4 separate regions of the Homo sapiens genome follow, and all the other regions are linked to region 1. The links are chromatin contacts, found by Hi-C or POLR2A ChIA-PET in ENCODE. All regions are on one chromosome and are shown on one strand. Each heading gives the region's core, a stretch centred on a gene start or an enhancer-like site at or near the end of the contact. The rest is flanking DNA. Distances are from core to core; before and after follow the strand shown.

What was found. Hi-C counts contacts between places; a loop is a spot of excess contacts on that map. ChIA-PET counts read pairs that join two places held with the same protein, here RNA polymerase II (POLR2A). Pooled maps may share reads with other maps.
Region 2: a loop to region 1 is called in a pooled map, with 2.5 times the contacts of the local background. The contact joins the promoter of BCAT2 here to the promoter of BICRA-AS2 in region 1. A Hi-C loop is called at or near these places in 2 of 50 pooled maps. POLR2A ChIA-PET finds 5 or more read pairs at or near these places in 2 of 52 experiments (OCI-LY7 and activated naive CD8-positive, alpha-beta T cell).
Region 3: a loop to region 1 is called in a pooled map, with 19 times the contacts of the local background. The contact joins the promoter of SPHK2 here to the promoter of BICRA-AS2 in region 1. A Hi-C loop is called at or near these places in 1 of 37 single-sample maps with no recorded cell type and 6 of 50 pooled maps. POLR2A ChIA-PET finds 5 or more read pairs at or near these places in 1 of 52 experiments (activated CD4-positive, alpha-beta T cell).
Region 4: a map of naive thymus-derived CD4-positive, alpha-beta T cell shows a loop between it and region 1 (12-fold over the local background). The contact joins the promoter of CALM3 here to the promoter of BICRA-AS2 in region 1. A Hi-C loop is called at or near these places in 1 of 168 maps with a recorded cell type or tissue (naive thymus-derived CD4-positive, alpha-beta T cell), 5 of 37 single-sample maps with no recorded cell type and 12 of 50 pooled maps. POLR2A ChIA-PET finds 5 or more read pairs at or near these places in 1 of 52 experiments (activated B cell).

Annotation. Positions count from the first base shown.
Region 1 is chr19:47,607,285-47,609,928 of GRCh38, reverse strand. It overlaps BICRA-AS2 (BICRA antisense RNA 2), which reads left to right and starts at 1,300. Exons shown (of 1, transcript NR_186352.1): 1 at 1,300-2,056. BICRA (BRD4 interacting chromatin remodeling complex associated protein) reads right to left here and starts at 795. Exons shown (of 15, transcript NM_001394372.1): 1 at 761-795. RefSeq lists silencers at 611-680, 751-800, 861-910, 1,021-1,400, 1,461-1,540 and 2 more.
Region 2 is chr19:48,809,740-48,812,383 of GRCh38, reverse strand. It overlaps BCAT2 (branched chain amino acid transaminase 2), which reads left to right and starts at 1,355. Exons shown (of 11, transcript NM_001190.4): 1 at 1,355-1,400. The coding sequence starts at 1,377. LOC105372432 (a long non-coding RNA gene) reads right to left here. Exons shown (of 3, transcript XR_936017.4): 3 at 1,547-2,040. RefSeq lists silencers at 1-89, 1,166-1,385, a cis regulatory region at 1-276 and enhancers at 1,138-1,432, 1,706-1,775.
Region 3 is chr19:48,618,253-48,620,896 of GRCh38, reverse strand. It overlaps SPHK2 (sphingosine kinase 2), which reads right to left and starts at 1,391. Exons shown (of 7, transcript NM_020126.5): 1 at 1,354-1,391; 2 at 344-495. The coding sequence starts at 382. It overlaps RPL18 (ribosomal protein L18), which reads left to right and starts at 1,719. Exons shown (of 7, transcript NM_000979.4): 1 at 1,719-1,756. The coding sequence starts at 1,754. RefSeq lists enhancers at 1,048-1,137, 1,298-1,977, 2,248-2,644.
Region 4 is chr19:46,600,029-46,602,672 of GRCh38, reverse strand. CALM3 (calmodulin 3) reads right to left here and starts at 1,343. Exons shown (of 6, transcript NM_005184.4): 1 at 1,236-1,343. The coding sequence starts at 1,238. It also overlaps the pseudogene PPP5D1P. RefSeq lists a silencer at 1,309-1,448 and an enhancer at 1,579-2,078.

The DNA.
Region 1 (2,644 bases), core at 51-2,550:
GGGTGGGGGAGGGGGTCACCTCCCTCTATTGCCGGGGGCTGGGGGTCAAGTCAACTCCTTTCATTGTTTAGGGGCGGTGCGAAGGGGGGAGCCCCGGTGGCCTCCTTCCCCATCCATCCCTCCCCAGCTTTCCAGGGCCCCCCACTGTCCGCGACACCCACGGGAGGGATTTGGGGAGGGGGCGCAGGGGCCGAGCGAGGCGGGGAGATGCAGGCTCTCCGCCTCCGGCCGGGAGATCACCGCCCGCTGCCCGGTGGCCTTCGCCTTCCCCGAAAGGCGGGGAGCGGGGCGAGGGGAGGGGGCCGGGACGGGGAGGGGGTCTCCGCGCCCCTCCCCCCGTGGAACGTTAGGTCTCCTCTCTCCGCCGCTCCATTGTATCCCCGGCAGCCGGCGGGAGGGCCGGGGAGGCACTGGGCGCCGGGTCTGGGCAGGGAAGCCGGTTGGGGGGGGGTCCCCATAGGATCGGGGCGGCGGCGGTGGTGGAAGAGACGCGGGGCTGGGGGTGCCGGTGGCGGTGGGCGCCGAGCAGGAAAAAAAAAAAAAAAAAAAAAAGGAGGCAGCGGGCGCTGCGCCCCGGCTGGGGGGCTGAGTGTGAGAGTGTCGCGGGGGTGGGTTCGGCCCCGGCTCCGGCTCCCCCCACACACACCCTCGCCGCCAACCCCCACTCCCCCCTCGCTTTTGCGCCCTGTCACAGCCCCGACTCGCAGGTAGAGAGAGTTAAGAGATTTAAAGAGAAATTGCTACATTGTGAGAAACTCACCCTGATGTTTGAGCAGCCGTCGGCGCGGGGTCTCCGAGACGGCCCCGCACGGGCTGCAAAGGGAGGACCCAGAAGGGGCCGGCCGGCCGGGCCGGTCAGCGCACTGCCTGATCGCATGGCGGCCGCTCGGCAGCCGCTGCCGGGCCCCCGCCGCCGCCCCGCGCCCAGGCCCGCGCGCCCCGGGCCCGCGCCCGTTCCGGGGAGCGCCCCTCGGGTATGCAAAAAAAAAAAAAATTTTTTTTAATTAAATGCAAACGGAAAAAAAAAAAAAAAAACCTCTCAGGTTTTGTGTTCCGCCCCCCACCCCCTTCCTCCTCCTCCTCCTCCTCCTCTTCCCTCCGCCCTCGCCGGAGGAGGGGCTTCAGGAATCCCCGCCCCGCGTCCGGGCGGACCAGCCCCGGCCCCGCCAGGCCGAGCGGCGGGACCCGGAGCCAATGGGAGGCTGCGGACGTCCGGGGACTGGGCCCTCCGCGCCGGCGCCGCCCCCGCCCCCAGCCCCAGTCCCGGGGGTTCAGGGGCGCGCCTGCTCGAGCTCGGGTGTAGTTTGTCGACTGCCTCGAGCCCTGATCCGGATGCTGGGGCGCGGGGGAGCTGAAGGGATCCGCGCTCCCAGACCGCCGGTCCGGCTGGGGAGGGGGCGCCGTGCGTCCTGGGCGCGTCCCCTGAGGCGGAGGACGGTCGTCCGGCGGGAGGACGCGTCCAGGGGGAGCGCCGCAGGTCCGAAAAGATAGCGGGAGTCGAGGATGAAGGAAATGGAGGGGATGGAGGGGAGTTCCCCCCGGAGGTGGGACCGCGCCGGAGCCCAGAGTTGGAGCCTGACAGGGTGGAAGGCGGCGGGGACTTCGGGGTGACAGGCCGGGACCCCAGGCGTGGCTCGATCACTCACCCTAGCTGGTCTCCGTCGAGCCACGGCGGCGCCGGGGAGGCGGGTCGGGCCTGCCTCGGAGCCTGTCCCCGGCCGCTCTGGCCGCGCTGATGGGATTCCCAGAAGCCCCAGGACGCCGCGGTGGTGTCGGGTCCGTTTCCGCCCCACCAGGCCGTAAACGCCCTGCTGGCGGGACACGGATTCACGCGTTGCCCTTAGCGAGCGCTTGGTGAGCGCCCACTGTGTGCGCTGCGCAGTGCTGGGGGCCCAGTGGGGACACAGAGCCCCCGGACCTGCCCTCCCGATGCTTGCAGCCCAGGGAGATTTATACTTTGTTTTAGTCCCTTCTGCCTCCCCAGTGCCCTAGAAAAGCTCGTGCACACAGTAGGTGAATGCGGGTTGAATAAATGAGTAATCGAGACAGATTGTGATTTTGTTGTTGTTGTGTTATATTTTGTTTTGTTTTGAGACGGAGTTTCGCTCTTTCGCCCAGGCTGGAGTGCAGTGGCACGATCTAGGCTCACCGCAACCTCCGTCCCCTGGGTTCAAGCTATTCTCGGCCTCCCAAAGTGCCCGGCCTCTGTTTTTTTAAGCCTTAACATGTGTTCTAGTATCTTGGCGGTACTACCCATAATATTTACTTCAACGTATTTTTTTTTTTTATAATTTATCGGCCAGGCGCAGTGGCTCACACCTGTAATCCCAACACTTTGGGAGGCCGAGGAGGGTAGATCACCTGAGGTCAGGAGTTCGAGACCAGCCTGGCCAACATGGTGAAACCCCTTCTCTACTAATAATACAAAACTTAGCTGGGTGTGGTGGTGCACGCCTGTAATCCCAGCTGCTTGGGAGGCTGAGGCAGGAGAATCGCTTGAATCCGGAAGGCAGAGGTTGCAGTGAGCCGAGATCACACCATTGCACTCCAGCCTGGGCGACAAGAGGGAAACTCTGTCTCAAAAATAGTAATAATAATAATAATTTATCCAGCCTGGGCAACATAGCGAGACCCTGTCCAAACA
Region 2 (2,644 bases), core at 106-2,605, 1.2 Mb before region 1:
CCCGACCCTACAGCCCGGGGCTGGCGGGTGGGGCAGGAGGACTGGGGCGGAGCGCAGAAAAACAGGGCGACGCCCTGTGAGGGAAGGGTCCCGCGGTTTGGCTGTTTGGGCCTGTGGCTGTTAGGGGTGGCAGGATAGTGACCCGGGGACAGGACTTGGGGGCACTGTGGGGGTAGAATTTGGAGACAGAGTGTCCCAGGGTAGGATTGCCGAGACACGATGGCCGAGGGATACGATTTTTTTTTTTTTTTTTTAATTTGAGACGGAGTCTCACTCTGTCGCCCAGGCTGGAGTGCTGTGGTGCAATGTCGGCTCACTGCAACCTCCGCCTCCCGGGTTCAAGCGATTCTCCTGCCTCAGCCTCCCGAATAGCTGGGATTACAGGCCCCCGGCACCACGCTCGACTAATTTTTGTATTTTTATGTATTTATTTTTATTTATTTATTTATTTTGAGACGGAGTCTCACCCTGTCACCCAGGCTGGAAATGCAGTGGCGCGATCTCGGCTCACCGCAACGTCCGCCTCCAGGGTTCAAATGATTCTCCTGCCTCAGCCTCCCTAGTAGCTGGGATTACAGGCGCACACCACCACACCCGGCTAATTTTTGTATCTTTAGTAGAGACGGGGTTTCACCATGTTGGTCAGGCGGGTCTTGAACTCCTGACCTTGTGATCCGCCCACCTCGGCCTCCCAAAGTGCTGGGATTACAGGCGTAAGCCACCGTGCCTGGCCTTAATTTTTGTATTTTTAGTAGAGACGGGGTTTCCCCATGTCGGCCAGGCTGGTCTTGAACTCCTGGCCTCAGGTGATCCACCCGCCTTGGCCCCCAAAGTGCTGGGATTACAGGTGTGAGCCACCAAGCCAGGACTTTTTTTTTTTTTTTTTTTTGAGACGGAGTCTCACTCTGTCGCCCAGGCTGGAGTGCAGTGGCATCATCTCGGCTCACTGCAACCTCTGCCTCCCCGATTCAAGCAATTCTCCTGCCTCAGCTTTCCGAGTAGCTAAGATTACAGGCGCCCGCCACCACGCCCGGCTAATTTTTTGTATTTTTAGTAGAGACGGGGTTTCATCATGTTGGACCAGGCTGGTCTCTAACTCCTGACCTCAGGTAATCCGCCCGCTTCGGCCTCCCAAAGTGCTAAGATTACAGACCTGAGCCACTTCGCCTGGCAGGGACCGTATTTCAAGTCCTGCCCTCCCACCAGCGCCTGCGCCCCGCAGCAGTGTCCGGCTCCCTGCCGACGCCCTGGAGCTGGGACGGCCTGGGGCGCTGGTCGGCCGCCTTCCCCCAGAAGGAGGCGTGAGCGGGGCGTGGCCGGAACGTCTCTCTTCGGAGCCGCGCCCCGGGCGGGCACAGTTACGCGCCGCACGGATCATGGCCGCAGCCGCTCTGGGGCAGGTGGGTTCGCAGCCCCGCGCCGGGGTCTGGGAAATAACCGGGGGAGGCGCACTTCCGGGAAGACCACTGGCCTGCAGCCGGTCCGACTCGGCGCCGCTCCTCCCGCCCTGGGGTTCCGCTGCAGGGCGCGGAGGAGGATGGCGCCCTTTGGAAAGGAGCACGAGGCTTTAATGGGGTGAGGGGGAGCAGGTAGACGCGGATGAGGTGGGGCAAGTAATTGGCGGGGAGGTAAAAAAAAAAAAAAAAAGGGAAACATGGTGGAGGACCCTGTAATGAGGGAGGCGTGGGGGTGGGGAGGTTGTGATTTGGGGAGCGGAGCCCTGGGGTGCGGTGGGGCATCAGCCTGTGCGGGAGCTGGAATAAAGGGGCCCAGACCTCCAGGGCCGGGTGCAGGTGAAGGCAGAGTTGGACCTCAAGTCTCAGCTCTGGGAATTGGACTCAAGGTCCTATTTTCTTGGAATGAAAGTTGAAAAAAATAAGAGATGGGGATTGCTGTGCTTCCCAAACTCCTATCTGAAGCTTTGCACCTGGATTGGAAATCGAGGCAGCGTCTCATGGTCAAAGTGACAGATGCTGCAGGCTGGCTGAGACGATCCCTTCTGACTGTGCGATGTCAAACAGCAGCAGCGTTTCCCAGAGTCTATGATTTCAGAGAACAAGGTTTCTCAGTGAGGAAGGAAACAGCCAAAGAAAGGGGTCATTACAAGCCTTCACAGCTGCGGTGTAACCTTGGGAGAACTGTCTGTTAACTTTACACCTGACTTTATTTGAGTCTCTTATCCTAGCTGATGAATGTCAGGGCAGAATTTCACTTTTTTCGGCTCTTAGTGACTGATAGGGATAGTCCTGGGATACCTGGGGTATGTGGGCAATCTGGGCTTTAGTGGTGACACTCCTGGACTGTGGTGGGGCAGTACTGGGCTTTGACAGGTCCACTTGGGACTGATGTGGACCGTCTCATCATGGCACAGTTCTGGTGTCATAGAATGGCCCTGAACTCATGATGGGACATTCCTAGGCTCTGATGAAGATAGAGATATCCTGTAATGGAGATAATTGGGCTGAGTCCTCAGCTGTGATGGGGACAGTCCCGGGGTGTGGAGAGGACAGTGCTGGACCATGGTAGGGACAGTCTGGAAGGTACTGGCCTAGACAGCAACATAGGGATAGTCCTGGGGATTGAAAAAGACAACAATGGGATTTTTTTTTTTTTTTTAATTTCAGACCTGGTGAATAGGAAATAA
Region 3 (2,644 bases), core at 142-2,641, 1.0 Mb before region 1:
CAGGCTGGAGTGCAGCGCGATCTCGGCTCACTGCAACCTCTGCCTCCCGGGTTCAAATGATTCTCCTGCCTCAGTCTCCCGAGTAGCTGGGATTACAGGTGCGCATCACCATGCCTGGCTAATTTTTGTATTTTTAGTAGAGATGGGGTTTCACCATGTTGGCCAGGCTGATCTCGAACTCCTGGCCTCAGGTGATCCGCAGGCCTTGGCCTCCCAGAGTGCTGGGATTACAAGCTTGAGCTACCACGCCTGGCCTCCAATTTTTTTTTTTTTTTTTTAAAGAAAAGCTTCAGATTTTGTCTTTCCACAGTATGAGGATCTTGGCTTTTAGATGGTCCCTTACCTGGTCCTGCTGCTCCTCTGCTTCAAGGTGTCCATTCATCTGCTGGTCCTCTGCTCTGTTACATCAACGGGACCCTGGCCCTGGGTCTTAAGCCATAGTAGGCTGGTAGGAGCAAGGAGTCAGGTCTCACTGTCCTGGCCTGACCTTCAGCTCTGTGGAGGAGAGGTAAGTGAGGAGCAGCATTGACAGCCAACTGCAGGAGGCCCTTCCAGGCTCAATGTGCCTGAGAACCAAGAGGCAGGGGCCTCCCTGGCGGGTGGGGGGAAGAGTAGATAAGTCATTTTAATCACTGCCCCAGCCAGTCCATCTGGTTGCACACAATATGTATGCTATAATAGGAGTGAAGGCTAATTTTTATTGAGCACTTATTATGTGCAAAATATTGACCTCAGCAGTTTTATTAACTTTCATAATCCTGAAAAACACCCCTGTGTGCCAGGCCTGTTGTCATCCCCTTTTTGTCCATAAGGAGAGTAAGGCCCAAAGAAGTTAAGTGATTTTCCCAAGATCACAGAGAGGTTAAATGACTTGCCCAATCACCCCATTAGTAACTAGCAGAGCCAGGATTTGAATTTGGTTATAGCCTTGCAAGGCCCCATCTCACCATCTTTCTTTGCCACTACTTCTCCCTGGGTCTCCATCTCACCCCTCTTTCTAGGTCTCCTTCCTACCCTTTGGGCCTCCATTCCCCCCACCCCCAAGCCACGGAGTCTCCATTTTGCCTCCCCTATGAAACTCTGTCTCCCTCTTTCTAGGTCAGGGAAGGGCCATCTAGGGGCCGGGGGAGAAGGAGAAGCGGAACTCAAAGGATGGGAATACAGGATGCTATAGATTGAGGTGCAGCAAGATCATCTCGGGTTAGACCTTAAGTAGGACTTCCCAAGCAGCGGCTGCGCCTACGAAGTGCAGCGCGAGATCAGGGAGCGGTGAACCTGATAAGGAAACGCCCGAAGCGTGGGGTCGGAAATTTCCAGATGCCCCGACTAGCCCTGCCAGCCCCGCCTCCTCACCTCCAACACTGGGCCCGCCGGGTCCTCCGGGAGCCACTGAGAGGCCGTCGGCGTCGGGCCAGAGCGTCACCGCGCGACGCATCGTGCTAGCTACACGCATCTCGCTCCCAGATCCCTTTCTTCCGGAAAGCTATCGAGAACACGGCCTGGGTAGGGCCAGAGAGGCCCCCGACGTGCTGGCCCTTCCCTCTTGGACGTTGCGCTTGTTCCTGCGCTCTATGCTCTCTGCCGTTATCGCCCGGCTAGTCAGTCGTCCAACTCACCACAGAGAAGTCCGGATCGTGGTAGAGCGCCGCGTCGCACCCATGTGACGTCACGGCGGCGCCACTCGCTTGAGGCTTTCCCCGCCCACCCCAGCCCGTTCTCTCTTTCCGGACCTGGCCGAGCAGGAGGCGCCATCATGGTGAGCTCGCTTTGCGGCGTTCGGGGCTGGATAATCCGCTGCCATCCGCCGTGGTTTTGGGCTAGGGGCACGCTGGAGGGCGGCAGGGGGTCTGCGGCTGCCCGGAGGGAGCAATTCCCGATACTGGGGACCTACTCTGGGGGCCAGGAAAGCAGGGATGGGTCAGTCATAGCCTACCGCCCCCACTTAGTAGATGACCAAGTGGAGGTACTCGGAGGCTGATATGACTGGGTTTACAAAGCCAGGAAGTGGCAGAGCCAGGATTCCGACCCAGGTGGCTGGACCCGCAGCCACTCTTAGTTATTTGGCTTTGCTGCCTTTATCTGGACCTGTCACTTTCTAGTATGAAAAGTCGGGTTCGATGGGGGCCGCGGCGGGTGAGAGGATCGAGAGCCGAATAACTGGATTTGGGGACCAGGCAGGTCTCTGAGTCTCAGGCCCCTTCCCACCTTGTGATGGTTTTTGAGCCTTTGCCCCAGTGTCTGGCTGTTCGTTGGGTACACAGTAATCTCATCTGACAAGTTTGTGAATTTGGGAAGAAATAATTCACAGGAGATGCTCATCACGGGGTTTTGCACACAGTAAGTGCTGCATAAGTGGAGCTATTAAATAGTTCTTGTAATTGTCAACACAGTCTGAAAAACTTAAGTTGCTCAGAAAGGCAGCAGGGCGGTAGGAGCCTGGCGAGGCGGCTCACGCTTGTTATCCTAGCACTTTGGGAGGCCGAGGCGGGAGGATTCCTTGCCCAGGAGATCAAGACCAGCCTGGCCAATATTGTGAGACCCTGTCTCCACTTTAAAAACGATGTTTTAAAAAGACACTATTTGGTAAGGGTTGTTGGATTGACTGATGCTGTAGGAGAGGTGGTTCTAGTAGTATTGCTAGGTT
Region 4 (2,644 bases), core at 94-2,593, 1.0 Mb after region 1:
GTGCGCAATAGGGGCCCGAACAGCTCCGCCCACCTGCTCCCACTGCCCCGGTGTCTTCCACCCAGCCGCGTTCTTCCTGAGGAAGGAGGACGGTAGAAAAGCTTCCTCCGGGCCCTGCAGCCCACTCCCCATCCACACTGAGCCGTCTTTGTCCTGGCCTGTCCCTGGAGACTGGCAGGGTGCTACCCACATCCACCCCCAAACCTAGGCCCCCCTGACTGCCATTCATTTTCTCCTTCCACCTCACCTCCCAACCACCCAAGCCCAAGTCCTCCCCCACCCCTCACCTTGGAAATCCATCTTCTCTTGGACCCAAACACAACACTCCCACCCCGTTAAAAAAATTCTGTCTTTCTAGAGCAACAGTCTTAACCCACTAGTAACCTCGGAACCTTTTCTAGCTACTTCCAAATTAACCCCAAGGGTCCCTGTCCCCCGACTACTGGCGAGCCCCACTCTCACCATCCCTTTTCACCACCTCCACGACCCTGATCCTTCTCCGTCCCGGAAGCCTTCAAGAGTATCTTCTAATCTCCGCTGCCACCCACCCCAGGCTCTTCCTCCCATAAGCTTGCACCTCACCCTCCTCCTCCTCTGCAGTGCTGGGCTCTGGAGACCACCCTCCCCCACCCTCCCCCACCCTCGGGAGTCTCATCTGTAGAAGTGACCGCCCATCCTTGACCCTCTCCTCTGCTCCACAGGAGCCCAGGGGTCGCCCCTCCCCGCCCGGGCCCAGCTACCCTCCACCACCCCATCCAGGAGCAGCCCAGCCTCCCTTCGTCCCCCGTTCCCCGCATCCTCTCAGGACCAAACGCCTTCATCAGGGCCCGAATAGCTCCCCTCCCCAGCCCATCTTTCTTATTTCGTCCCCTGGGGTCCAAACACCTCCATCCTGAAACCCAACGCCCCATCCTGGGTCCAAAATCCTTTTGAGGGGTCCCACTGAGGGTCCCGATCCTCCATCCGGGGTTCAAATGTCCCCTTTAGGGGCTCAGATACCCATTTGTGGACTTAAACATCCCATTTGGTGCTAAAGTCGCTTCTGGAAACCTCTGGTGATCCAGACGTCCCGCTCTGGGTTCAACAGCCCCCGACAACGCGGGTAGAAAAGGGTCCCGAGGCTCTCGCCGGGCCCGGACGCCCCCCACTCTGGGCTCTGTCGCCCCCTCAGGGGTCCTGCCCCGTTAAGCCCGCCTCAGAGCCCGCAGCCTCGGCGACCCCCCAGCCTCACTCACCATGGCGAGGCCCGGGGTGTCCGGAGCACGGGGATCAAGGTTCCTCCGGCGGCGGCAGCAGCTGCAGCAGTTCCAGCTCCGCCGCGCGTCCGCGCCTCCACACTCACTGCCCGCAGCGCGCGCCGCCGCCGCCGCCGCCTCCCGCCCCAACGGTCCCTCAACGGCCGCCGCGCGCGCCCCGCCTCGCTCGGCCCCGCCCCACCCGGCCCGCGCGCCGCCGCACTGCGGCTCCCACGGATCCCTCCGCGCCCCGCTCCACACCTACGGGCCCGCGAATCTCTCGTCCCCACCCTGCACAGGAATTGGGTTTGCCGCCGGGCGCGCGCGCGCTCGCTCCCGTCGCCGGACTACTTTCCCTCGCCGCGCGCCCCGCCTCCCGGGCCCACTTCACTTTCTTCGGCGGAGGGGCACAGCTCGGCGGTGCGTGACGCGTCCCTCTGTGAGCCGCGTCACTATTGGGCCTGGCCCATGGCGGAAATGAGAGCTTGGCGCCCATTGGTCCGACCTTCCCTGCAATGCGTCAAACTGGGGCGAGCCACTGCAAGGTGGTGGTGGGTAAGTCTGAACTCTGTGGCCGCGTGGGGCTTTGAGGAGTAACGAGGCGAAGGGGGAAACGGCGTCGCCGTTAGAGAAGCAAATACGTCGTTTCTGTGGCCAGGAGGTGGTAAAAAGGCTGGCGACAAATGCAGAAGGGCTTTCTCGGCTCTCCCCTTTAACCGACGGACGATGGTTCAATCCAAAATGCTAGGGTTTAGAAGCTCCGCCCCTAACTGGGCCTTTGGAGGTGGCGGGGTCTCCAAGGTGCCACCTAACGCTCAGAGGTTCCGCCCTCCGTGGTCTTGTCTCTGCGTCCTAAGACGCACTCAGCCGGTGGGCGGGACCCCTGGGCCCGCTTCATTCTTGATCCGCTCAGGGTCTGTGAAATTAGGACCATCCCAGGACAGCCTGTGGGAACGGGGTATTCATTCAGTCATTCGTGCTATAAGCATCAATTAGGCGCCTGCTGTATGCAGGGACCTGAGCTTGGCTGGGCTGGGGAGACCATACTCCCCAACCAGCCTCTCCAGACAGACGACCTCTTTCCTTATTCCAGTGTTCCAGCCATAGGAGGAAAAAGAACTGAAACTTTGTTTATAGGAGCTCAGAAAATGATCACCCCTGCCCCCTCCCCCGTTTAGGATAGGAGCTGACAGTCTCCTGCGTGTCCCCTCCCCACCATGTTGATGGTTAAGAGATGGGCAAACGAGTCAGGCTGGACCAATCATTATGCTCCACCTGGAACAGAATGGAGACTGAACCAATGAGAGTCCTTCCCTGGGGTTTGGATCTGCAGCCTGGGCACAAGAAGCCTTTTCCTTTTGGGTGGGTCCTTCCCATAGATTCTGACTATGGTCATTTTCCCACTCTGC